Linked DNA regions of Homo sapiens: region 1 is linked to region 2. A link is a contact called in ENCODE Hi-C data. All regions are on one chromosome and are shown on one strand. The core of a region is the stretch at or near the end of the contact, and the rest is flanking DNA. Distances in the headings are between cores, read along the strand shown. Region 1 overlaps ATG5 (autophagy related 5). Region 2 holds the start of ASCC3 (activating signal cointegrator 1 complex subunit 3).

Evidence for each region. A loop is a pair of places that touch in the nucleus more often than their neighbours do. Pooled maps may share reads with other maps.
Region 1: a loop to region 2 is called in a map of naive thymus-derived CD4-positive, alpha-beta T cell, with 22 times the contacts of the local background. The contact joins the enhancer-like site here to the promoter of ASCC3 in region 2. A Hi-C loop is called at or near these places in 2 of 168 maps with a recorded cell type or tissue (naive thymus-derived CD4-positive, alpha-beta T cell and posterior vena cava) and 2 of 50 pooled maps.

Annotation. Positions count from the first base shown.
Region 1 is chr6:106,193,448-106,198,749 of GRCh38, forward strand. All of the region lies in intron 7 of ATG5 (autophagy related 5), which reads right to left. Among named protein-coding and RNA genes, the nearest start is that of PRDM1, 110 kb to the left of the region's middle. Within about 2 kb of position 1,869, at least 7 of the 41 ENCODE cell types and tissues checked have a DNase peak (open chromatin) inside an H3K27ac peak, as active enhancers do.
Region 2 is chr6:100,877,648-100,882,629 of GRCh38, forward strand. ASCC3 (activating signal cointegrator 1 complex subunit 3) reads right to left here and starts at 3,682. Exons shown (of 42, transcript NM_006828.4): 1 at 3,414-3,682. LOC107984041 (a long non-coding RNA gene) reads left to right here and starts at 3,810. Exons shown (of 8, transcript XR_007059692.1): 1 at 3,810-4,007. RefSeq lists an enhancer at 3,526-3,645.

The sequences.
Region 1 (5,302 bases), core at 619-3,118, 5.3 Mb after region 2:
CTCTGTATTTCTTAGTAAGGAGGACATAAACTAAAATTTAAATAATATAAAAAATCCCATATGATCAGTTGTAATTATAAAAAGCAAAGTGTATTAAATTAAGTGATTGTAAGGCCATTTTAAAACTGATTAAAAGCTTCCTGACAATAAGATAAAAATGTGGTAAAAGTTAAAAATTAAACCTTGTTCATTAATAAATACATAAATAAACTTTGAAAACAATATTATTTTATCTGCTTTCATAAAATGACCCAGTAATTCTAGTTGGGTGTAATAGGGTCCATTAATATTTGTCAAGTATGAACTACAGAATAGCTCAACTTACTTGCTTTATTTAAAATATAGACAATAATTGTACTGTTTACATATGGTCAGAATGAAGCCCCATAGTACCTGTTTCAATGAAAAGATAACTTGTTTTTAACTGTCTGCATATACTATTATTTTGGTAAGAGAATTTTGTTTTCTAGTGCTAAAGATGAAATAGTTGTGCAAGTGTGTGTTTCTCATTTTGGGAACAGTCAGGTTAATTCATTTAACTTCTTGAGATTAAGATAACAATAATTCAGAAGGAGAAACCAGAAGCATCTTCTGTCAGTCCAGTAATGTCATCATTTCCAGTAGTGGAGAATGAAAATAATCAGCATTATTATTGCCCAAATCAAATAGCGTGAAGGTACAGAGATACTAGTTCCTTCTAATTCAAATTCTAAATGAATATCTAAAGAATTACTGAAATTGTAAAACCCGCAATCTGATGAGGTTTGGGAATTGGAGTTTTTTTTATTCCTGTGGCATGAGTTTGCAAACTGAGTGCCTATTCTTCCGGGGGCAGTGCCATCACACTGACAAATGTGATTATTGCTCAAATATTATCTCAAATCACGAGATACTAACAAGCTTCAATTTTGTCCAAATACTTAAAAGTATCTGCTTTATACGGTCAGCATGAGATTTATATGTTTCTTTTTCTAACTGCTTCATGTCTGAAAAAAATTTATCTTGTCAACTAATTCACTTTATTAACATAATCTAATCATATACAGCAAAGGAGAAAAAAATGTGAATATACCATTTTTTCTTTTCTTTTTCTTTTTCTTTTTTTTTTGAGATGGAGTTTCACTCTTGGTGCCCAGGCTAGACTGCAATGGCGCATTCCAGGTCACTGCAACCTCTGGCTCCTGGGTTCAACCAATTCTCCTGCCTCAGCCTCCCAAGTAGCTGGGATTACAGGCATGCACCACCACGCCTAGCTAATTTTGTACTTTTAGTAGAGACGGGGTTTCACCATGTTGGTCAGGCTGGTCTCTAACTCCTGACCTCAGGTGATCCACCCGCCTAGCTTACCACGTTGTTATACATTACATTAGAAGACTGGGAAATGAAGTATAATTGGGTAAAGCTTATAGGTGTTTTGTATTCTCCAAGGTAAAAATAAATGTTCTTGATGTGTTATTTTTAATGTACAAAGAAAAAAATATTTCACTCAGGTCTGGCACAGAAGCTTAGATCTCTGAGTCATTTTAACTACAGCTGAAACGACAAAAACAATTTACCTGAGCTCACCTTTGGTCATTTCCTGTTACCTCCAACTTGACTAATTCCCTTAGCCATTTACAAAAAAAGAAAGGAACACACAAAAGAGCTCATCATTAGTTACTCCACAAGCAGCAGCTCATCATTAGTTACTCCACAAGAACAATGACCTAAAGCACGTATTCATAAATACTAGTACATTTGACTTTCATATGATGAAATCAGACAAAATTCTTTCATCACTGAATCACTTGTAGGGAGTAGAAGACAATGGTGCCACATAACTTTTATGAAGTACTTTCTCTTTTCATCATGTGATGACAGCAAGTTCTTATCCATACACACCCAATCTTAAAGTCTTTCGCTTTCAACTTAAGTTGAATGCAGGTGTGTCAAAATGCTTCATGTTTGACACATCTGACAATACTACAGGTGAACTGAACCAGGCAGTAAACAGTTTTTTACTGAAACAGTGACTCGATGTTTTGGATACTCTACATAGATTTTTAAATGACAATTTTTTTTAATACGTAATAAAAAGAAGAAGCAAAGATAAAAGTTTTTTTCTAAAGAAAAGATACTGAGATGTGTTAGAGATGTGGCTTCCTCCTGGTATGAAAGATACCATCAAAAATACCTGAAAAGAATAGGCATTATCTATGTCATTTCAATGAAGTGTGTGTTCTGCAGTCAAGAGAAGCATTTGACAGTTTGCATGGGGAGAAGTCTGTCACACAGATGTACTCACCTACAGCACCTGAAATCACCTAAAAGGAAGGTTTGTGGATTAGGTTGTGTGGCTGCGCTGCCTCACTGCTCCCCTCTAAAAAAAAAAAAAAAAAAAAAAAACCACAAGGGAAGTCACACTGTGTATCCCCTAGAAAAGGATGTACACGTAGAGCAGCCTAGAAATTTAACAGAACAAAGAATCTCTTTTAAAAGAACAGCTTCACAAATTTGTGTGCCTTTCTTGTGTAGGGTCACGTTAATCTTGTCTTGTAACCTGGGTATAAGAGCAGAATAAAGGTGTATTCTGAGAGTGTCAGTTCAAAGCACTTGAATGCTTTTCATTTACGTGTCTGATGTTCATAATCACCATTTAAAAAATTCAACAAGAGTGGTCAGGATTATATATAGGAACACTAAAATAACAAAACAAACAAAATAAAAACAGTAGACACTCAGGTTCCTAAGATCATATCAGAAATATTATTAAGAGAGAAGAGCATGTAGGCAGATTAGATACTAAACACAAATTGAAGACTAAGATTTGTGAAAGTAAAATAAAGAGTAAGGAAAAAGCAAGTATTTCAGAATGTTATTTTAAACTAAACCAAAAAGTTAAAAAGAAAGAAAACAAAAACAAATGGCAGCATAGTAAAGTGGAAAAACCAAAAGACCACCAGGAGATGGAGACCTGTGTTCTAAACCTATTTCTGCAATTAAGTGGTTAAGAGACGTTTGGCACAATCATGCAAAAATTAAGAGAGTGAACTTTGGGAGGCCAAGGTGGGTGAATCACTTGAGGCCAGGAGTTCAAGACCAGCCTGGCCAACATGGTGAAACCCCGTCTCTACCAAATATACAAAAATTAGCCAGGCATGGTGGCACATGCCTGTAATCCCAGCTACTTGCGTGACCGAAGCACAAGATTGCTTGAACCTGGGAGGCAGGGGTTGCAGTGAGCTGAGATGGCATCACTGCACTCCAGCCTGAGCAACAGAGTGAGAATCAGTCTCAAAAAAAAAAAAAAGTAGATTGAAAGTTCTACAGTTATACAATTCTTTAAAGAAGTAAAATACAGTATTAACACCCAACTAATTTCTTCCCACTCTAGGCACTCCTTAACCACACCCACAAACTAGAAATTGGCAACCATGAAATAAAAATGAATTGAACAAATGAATCCATTAACAAAATAAACAATATAAAATTTCAAGTAAGCCCTCTTTCCTGGATTAAAAAGCAACTGTTAACTTTAGTTTTTACAGATAAAACACAAATGTATCAAGGGAGACCCCCCACTTATATAAACTTGGGACTAGCAAATATGGATCATTTTGTGTCTGTGACAATTGTGCTGCTGTTAGGGGACAGATCATTACAGAACACATTACTTCCAAAGTTTTGGGTTTCATTGCAGTGTTCTCATTCTATAGTCAAGGATGTTATAAAAAAGGAAGTTTAAAACAACATATTTTAAAAAGTAGATTGTCGAAAAAAATCTAGGAAAAGTGCAATAAGGTAGTCATTTGAGGCTGGGTGCAGTAGCTCATGCCTATAATCTCAGTACTTTGTGAAGCTAAAGTGGGAGTATCACTTGAGTGAGAAATGTAAGACCAGCCTGGGCAACACAGTGAGACCCTGCCTTTTGTTTTCAAAAAAGGTAGTTATTCAAATATTAAACTCTGGCTTAAATTTCATTTACTCCTAATTGATAAAATCATTTGTTATAGTGTGGTTGCTTGTCCCCGCCAAACCTCGTGTTGAAATTTTATCACCAAAGTTGGAAATGGGGCCTAATGGGAGGTATTTGGGTTGGGGTGGGGGGGGCGGGGGTGGATCCCTCATGAATAGATTCATGCCCTCCCTGGGTGTGGAGGAGTGAGTTCTCACTGTTTTAGTTCCCACAAGAGCTGGTTATTATAAAAAGCCTGGCACCACCCTGCTCTCTCTGGCTTCCTCTCTCACCATGTGACCACCGCACACACCAACTTCCCTTCAGCTTCCACCATGAGCAGAAGCAGCCTGAGGGTCTCATGAGATGCCCAATCTCCAGGCAGTAGAGCTGTGAGTTAAATAAACCTTTTTTCTTTATAAATTACCCAACCTCAGGTGTTTCTTTATAGCAACACAAACAGACTAACACAGCATCTAGTTTTTAATGTTCTTTAAAGTACTACTACAAAGTACTCAAAAAGGGAAAAAAACACAATACAGAGAAATGAGTAACTGAAAGCCAGTGCTGCCACGGACAGGTAAGAGGTTTATGGGGTTTATCTCTATCAGCAATAAAAACGATTAACCTCTTCATTACACTTCAAATGAAAATAACTCATCTATATTCCAAAATCCTCAAAAACAAAAATAGATATTAAATAGATCAAAAACAAACACCCTTATAACAGAGAAAATGAACTAAAAAAGTAAGCTTATTCTTGAATTTCTGGGAATTTCTCAGAAGTTATGAGTTACTAAGGCAAAATTTCTGTAGCCTGAGTTCAAAAATAAAAAGTTTACTTAACTATCTCTAAAGATATACAGGAAAATGGCAACACTGGTTGTCTCTAGAAAGGGGAACCAGGTTAGAGTTTGGTGAACAGGTAGTTAGGAAAGAGACTTTTTACTAAATTCCTTTATATATGCTTTGATTTTTAAAATATGTAAATGTATTGCCTATAAGAAAAAAAGTTTTAGTTATTTAACTGAACACAATCCATTAAAAAAAACTTGATAGACAGGAATTCACCAAAATTAAATGCTTTTATCCTTCAAAAGAAAATGAAGACAAGGCTGGGCATGGTAGCTCACACTTGTAATGCCAGCACTTTGGGAGGCTGAGGCGGATGAATCCCCTGTGGTCAGGAGTTTGAGACCAGTCTGGCCAACACAGTGAAACCCTGTCTCTACTAAAAACACAAATATTAGCCAGGCATGGTGGCAGGCACCTGTAATCCCAGCTACTAGGGAGGCTGAGTCACGAGAATCACTTGAACCCGGAGGTGGAGGTTGCAGTTAGCCAAGATTGCACCACTGCGCTCCAACC
Region 2 (4,982 bases), core at 2,432-4,931:
ACATTTAACTTTCTTGAATCTACCAAACACTGTAGGCCAAAAAAAGGAAGGCAGAGACAGACAAAAACAATAATTACTAGAGATTCTGCTTACCATTTCAGGTATTGAATATCTGCTCCAGAGTGAATGGGGGATGGGCAACAAGAATCTTGCTCTTTTAGTCTGTTTCAATCACCACATGCATCTCAAAATGTGAGCATCTTGCTGCATTGCATGATTCTAGTTTTTAACACTTTTTCTCTTTTTTTAAAAAACATACAAGGTGGTGACCAAACACAGAGCAACTTTTTCACTGGGAGTTCATCTAAAGAAACTGTGATACATTCCAAGTCAGGATGAAAAACATGGCTGTGTAGGACATGCTGAGAGACAGCATGTTATGCCAACTTGATGTCCTTTTAAGGGATTCTCAAAGGTAATCTTAGCTATTCACAGTTTCCACCTAACAAGTTCACTTTAGATGCTAACTCATTCTTAAGCAAGAAGCAATTGCTCCTGAATAGTTCTCAATCAAGTTAGGAAACACATCTGAAGCATGCAGAACAGAGAAAGCATGACAAAAATAATAAAACACATAAACACTTTTCACACAATACAAAATATATAATGGTTAAAAACAACCAAATTTCTATGGGGCTCTTATTCTCTAACTTATCCTCTAACTAGGTTTCCCATTCAAAGGTGGGGGAAAAAAATCCTGGACAGGCTCATAACTATAAAGCAGATTAGTCTTTATATTCAGAATATTCCCCCCCAAAGTTGTGTTAATTTTACTTTTAGCACAGGGTAAGGAAGGCTTTTCCTTTAAATGTCCTTGGGAAAACAAATAAAAAAAAATATTTTAACACCAGATAAGGACAAGCATAGTCAGAAAGAAAATTCCAGAATATCCCACAAAGATGAAACGAGCACAAGAAAACGTGGAACAGACCCAGCACATATTAGGCAGTATGTATTATAACTCTTCCCACGAAAGTCCAGTGGAAAAGGGCCTAGCACAGATTATGTCTGAAAGACAAAATTCTCATTCCACCCTAATCCATGAGCCTCTGGGAGGCAGACTGAAGGAATTTACGCCTGCCCTCTTGTGAGAGTGGAAAAAACTCAAACCGTTTTTCCTCTGCTCTCACACGACAACCATCAACACAGAAGATGTCTGTGACAAAATGTGTATGAGTTTCTCCCCATGCACCAAGCAAACAATCACTTCTGCAGCAGACATCAGATGAGTGTTCTCCAATTCATTTCTGACACTATCTAGAGATACTGTCATATCCCACAGATTGAAGGCCCAATCCCACAAGACTGCCCACCACTTCTGATGCCAATTACAAGCTCCAGGCTTTTTTATCTGTACTTCTGACTGACCAGCTATAAATTGGGGATTACATGACCCCCCTCCTTGGGTTCGGTTAATTTGCTAGAGTGGTTCACAGAACTCAGGGAAACACGTTTACCAATTTATTATAAAGGATATTACAAAGGATACAGATGAACAGATACATAGGATAGGGTAATTTATAAGGGAAGGGAATTTCCATGCAGAACTTCCAAGTACTTCCTGGGCACACCACCTCAAGGAATCTCCACATGTTCAGCTTTCAGAAGCTTTATGAACCCTGTCATTTTGAGTTTTTATGGAGGCTTCACTACATAGGCATAATTGATTAAACCCTTTGGCCACTGGTGATCAACTTAATCTTCAGCCCCTCTCTCACCTCCCTAAGCAGTTAGGGGGTGGGGATGAAAGTCCCAACCTTCTAATAATTCCTTGACCTTTCTGGTAACCAGCCCCCATCCTGAAGCTACTAGGAGCAGCCAGCTAGCTAAGACAAAATTCTTAGTCAATTCATTAGCATACAAAAAGGCAAAATGGGGCCCGTAATCCCAGCACTTTGGGAGGCCGATGCAGGAGGACTGCTTGAGCCTAGGGGTTCCAGAGATACACAGGAGATCAATCAGACCAAAGTGAAGACTGGAAAGAAACTGATTTCTACCTCAAAAGAAAAAGCTTTTTATTTATTTATTTTTTTTGAGGTAGAAACTGAGGTAGAACTGTGAACTTTATATTTAAACAAGCTTTGAAAAAGAAAAACTTACTCTTCTGAAATGGCAAACCACTGGTACATATACTACTTTTTGATCAAAGGCAATATCAAATCATGCTGTTAAAGCAAGATCATCTGTTCCCCTTTCAATGCCAATTACATATATACATTGACAATAACTTTTTCTTTTAAAAGCTTTGTTTTGGTTAACTACAGATCCATGGCATGAGAAAGAACCCTAGTCAAGATTCTGTCTTAAAAGGAGGCTGCTGGATTATAGAAAGTTCATGAGCACAGAGACTGTCTCTCTCTTGCTCTCCTAGGCCTAGCCCAGCGTTTGACACATAGGAAGACTTGAATGAATGAATGACAAAAAACTGTTAAGCAGGGATCAAGAAAGCTGAACCATGAAAAATTAATTTCTCATATAAATAGGATTATTTAGCCTAAGCTTAAGAGCATCTTTAAGGATCATTTTTCTCATGCAAGACTATTATAACCATCATTAAAAAAAAGAGACAACATAAACTGGAGCACAATCCATAGTAAAACCAAAAGCTTAATTCTCAACATTTGAGAACTTTGAGAATCAGAAAAAGGATTTCAATCTATGAAACATAAAATCTGGTGATGGAGAAAATGGCTGTCAATCTCACCTAACCTAGGGAAAGAAAGAAAATGTAACCATGAGTTTGAATGCACAAGTGACAACACATCAAACTTTTACCAGCCCCTAGAATTATGCTTCTTTTAAACCAAAGAATAGCAAATACCATTAGCACACTGCATTCCATGAGTAAGTTAATTTATAAGAAACCTATTTGAAATGACTGCCCAGTACTCACAAAACCTCCCTAGCACCCACATACACATTTATTTATTTCAAAATGACATTATAGGCTCCTTGATTGCGAAATTCACCCACAATCCATCACGGTCAGCTACCTATTTACTTTCCAGTGTGTTGGGGGAAAAATATGAGGAAGATTTCTTTCCCCAAATCTACGTGAAGAAAACGAAGTTATCAAGGCTTTGTAACAGAAAAAAAGAAAACAAATTACCCATGCATGGGACAGAAAAACCTCATCTGGTCACGTTGTGGCTTAACACTTGGACAATATGTAGCTTAGGTTAAGTTTTCTATCCCCAACCCCACCTACAAACTCTAGGAATGGGCGGTATTGTTGCGAGACCCCGGACTCGACCTCATGCCACTGAAAAGGATGACAGGTCGGGACTTGCCCCGGAGGCAGGAAGAGAATCTCTGGCGGGTCGCGTAGCCCGCCTCGCCGTCCCCGCCTCCAGCCAGCTCCCCTGGCCGCGGCGACCCTTCTCGTCCTCCCACCTCCACCTCCACCTCCTCACCTCTCGGCCTGGCTCACGCGTTTCCCATCACTCTGTCAGCTCCTGCCACCGCGCCTTCTTCCCTTTCGGTTTTACTTTAACTTCCCACGCCGGGTGAGGAGCTGAGCGCAGGGCCAAAGATGCGAGCGGGCAGCTGTATCGCCGCGCCCCGTCCGCCCTCCAAGCCGCGCTTGCCGGGGTCGCGCCCAGTCACAGGGAACCGCGTGTGAGGACCATCAGTCAGACAGACAGACGCAAAGACGCACAGACCCGGCGAGGAGGGACAGAGTGGAGCTGGCGCCGGCCTACACGTCACCGCCCCGCTGCAGCGCCAACGTCGGCACGTCGACTCGTCGACTCCGGGCCCTCTGCCCCGCCCGCGTGCGCGCGCCGCTCCGCCTCCCGCCTCCAGCCTCTAGTCCGCTGGGTTCGGAGGAGCAGAGGCGGAAGGTCCCGGCGGCGGCGAGGATGCGCCCCAGGGCGGGAGCGGGACGCTCCACTTTACCCTGGCTGCCCGCAACGGGCCAGGCCTGCCGTCTCTACCTCTCTACCTGTGAGTTTTTTCCCTGCATTTACTTCAGTCTGCCGCGTCTTCTCCCCGCCCTTCTCTGTAAGGTAAATATGTGGAGGAAATAATTCCTATTAAAGGTAAAGGAAAGGAGAGCAATTTGAATGAAGAAACAGGTAGTTGCTATCGTCGTTTTCAGCCAAAGCCCTCTGGCTGCTAGAGAGTATACATGGTTCTCTGGTGTCAAGGCCTGTTTTCCATAAGCTTTCTGGATTCTCAGCTTAGTTCCCTCAAAGTGATCTCTGCAAGTCGGCTCTTCGGTCAGAAGACCTCCTCCAAAAACAGAAAGCCCAAAGATTCCCTAACTCGATTGAAAAGATAGGAAGATACGAAGAAAAACTAACCTAAAGAATTGTGTGGTTTATCTGCAAAGAGTTCTAGACTAAAAGCCAACAATGCAAAGATAGTATGAGTTAATATGTTTGTTGTGGCTCTCTTCTGCCATTCCCGCTTCCTCAAGGTAATGTGCCCCGATGCCTGGTAGAACTGTTTTGTAGAGGCAGCCAATAGTGATCCAGTTATTGTCTTTACTGGTCAGACCACCTCTGAAGTGCTGTGTTCAGCATTTGAAGACTTTAATCAAGCTGGCATTATATCAGGGAAGAGCAAAATGATGACGAGAACTCAAAAACAGGGCAAGTGAAGAAGGATTGATTAAACCTTCCAGGACTCACCTAGAAGAGAGAAAACTACTGGACTCTCTCCAAATATGAAATGACCTATCATGTGAAGTTGATTTGTTTCATGTGATGCAAACTTCAGGGAACAGATTTAAGATCCTGAAAAGAAGATGCCCTTGTAGCACGACCCAAAGAATTGCCTACCTTAGCATGTGTGAATACCTCAACCACAGAATTTTGCTTCAAGGAGATTCTGAAGCTCACTTAATAGGGACTTGGTACAGGGGAGCCACACATCAACAGAATAATTAGTTGATGGTTTTGTTAAAGATATTTCCAGTCTTGAGATTACATGTGTCTTTGGTCCTGGACTTCATAGAGTTTACAAGTTAGTTCATGAGA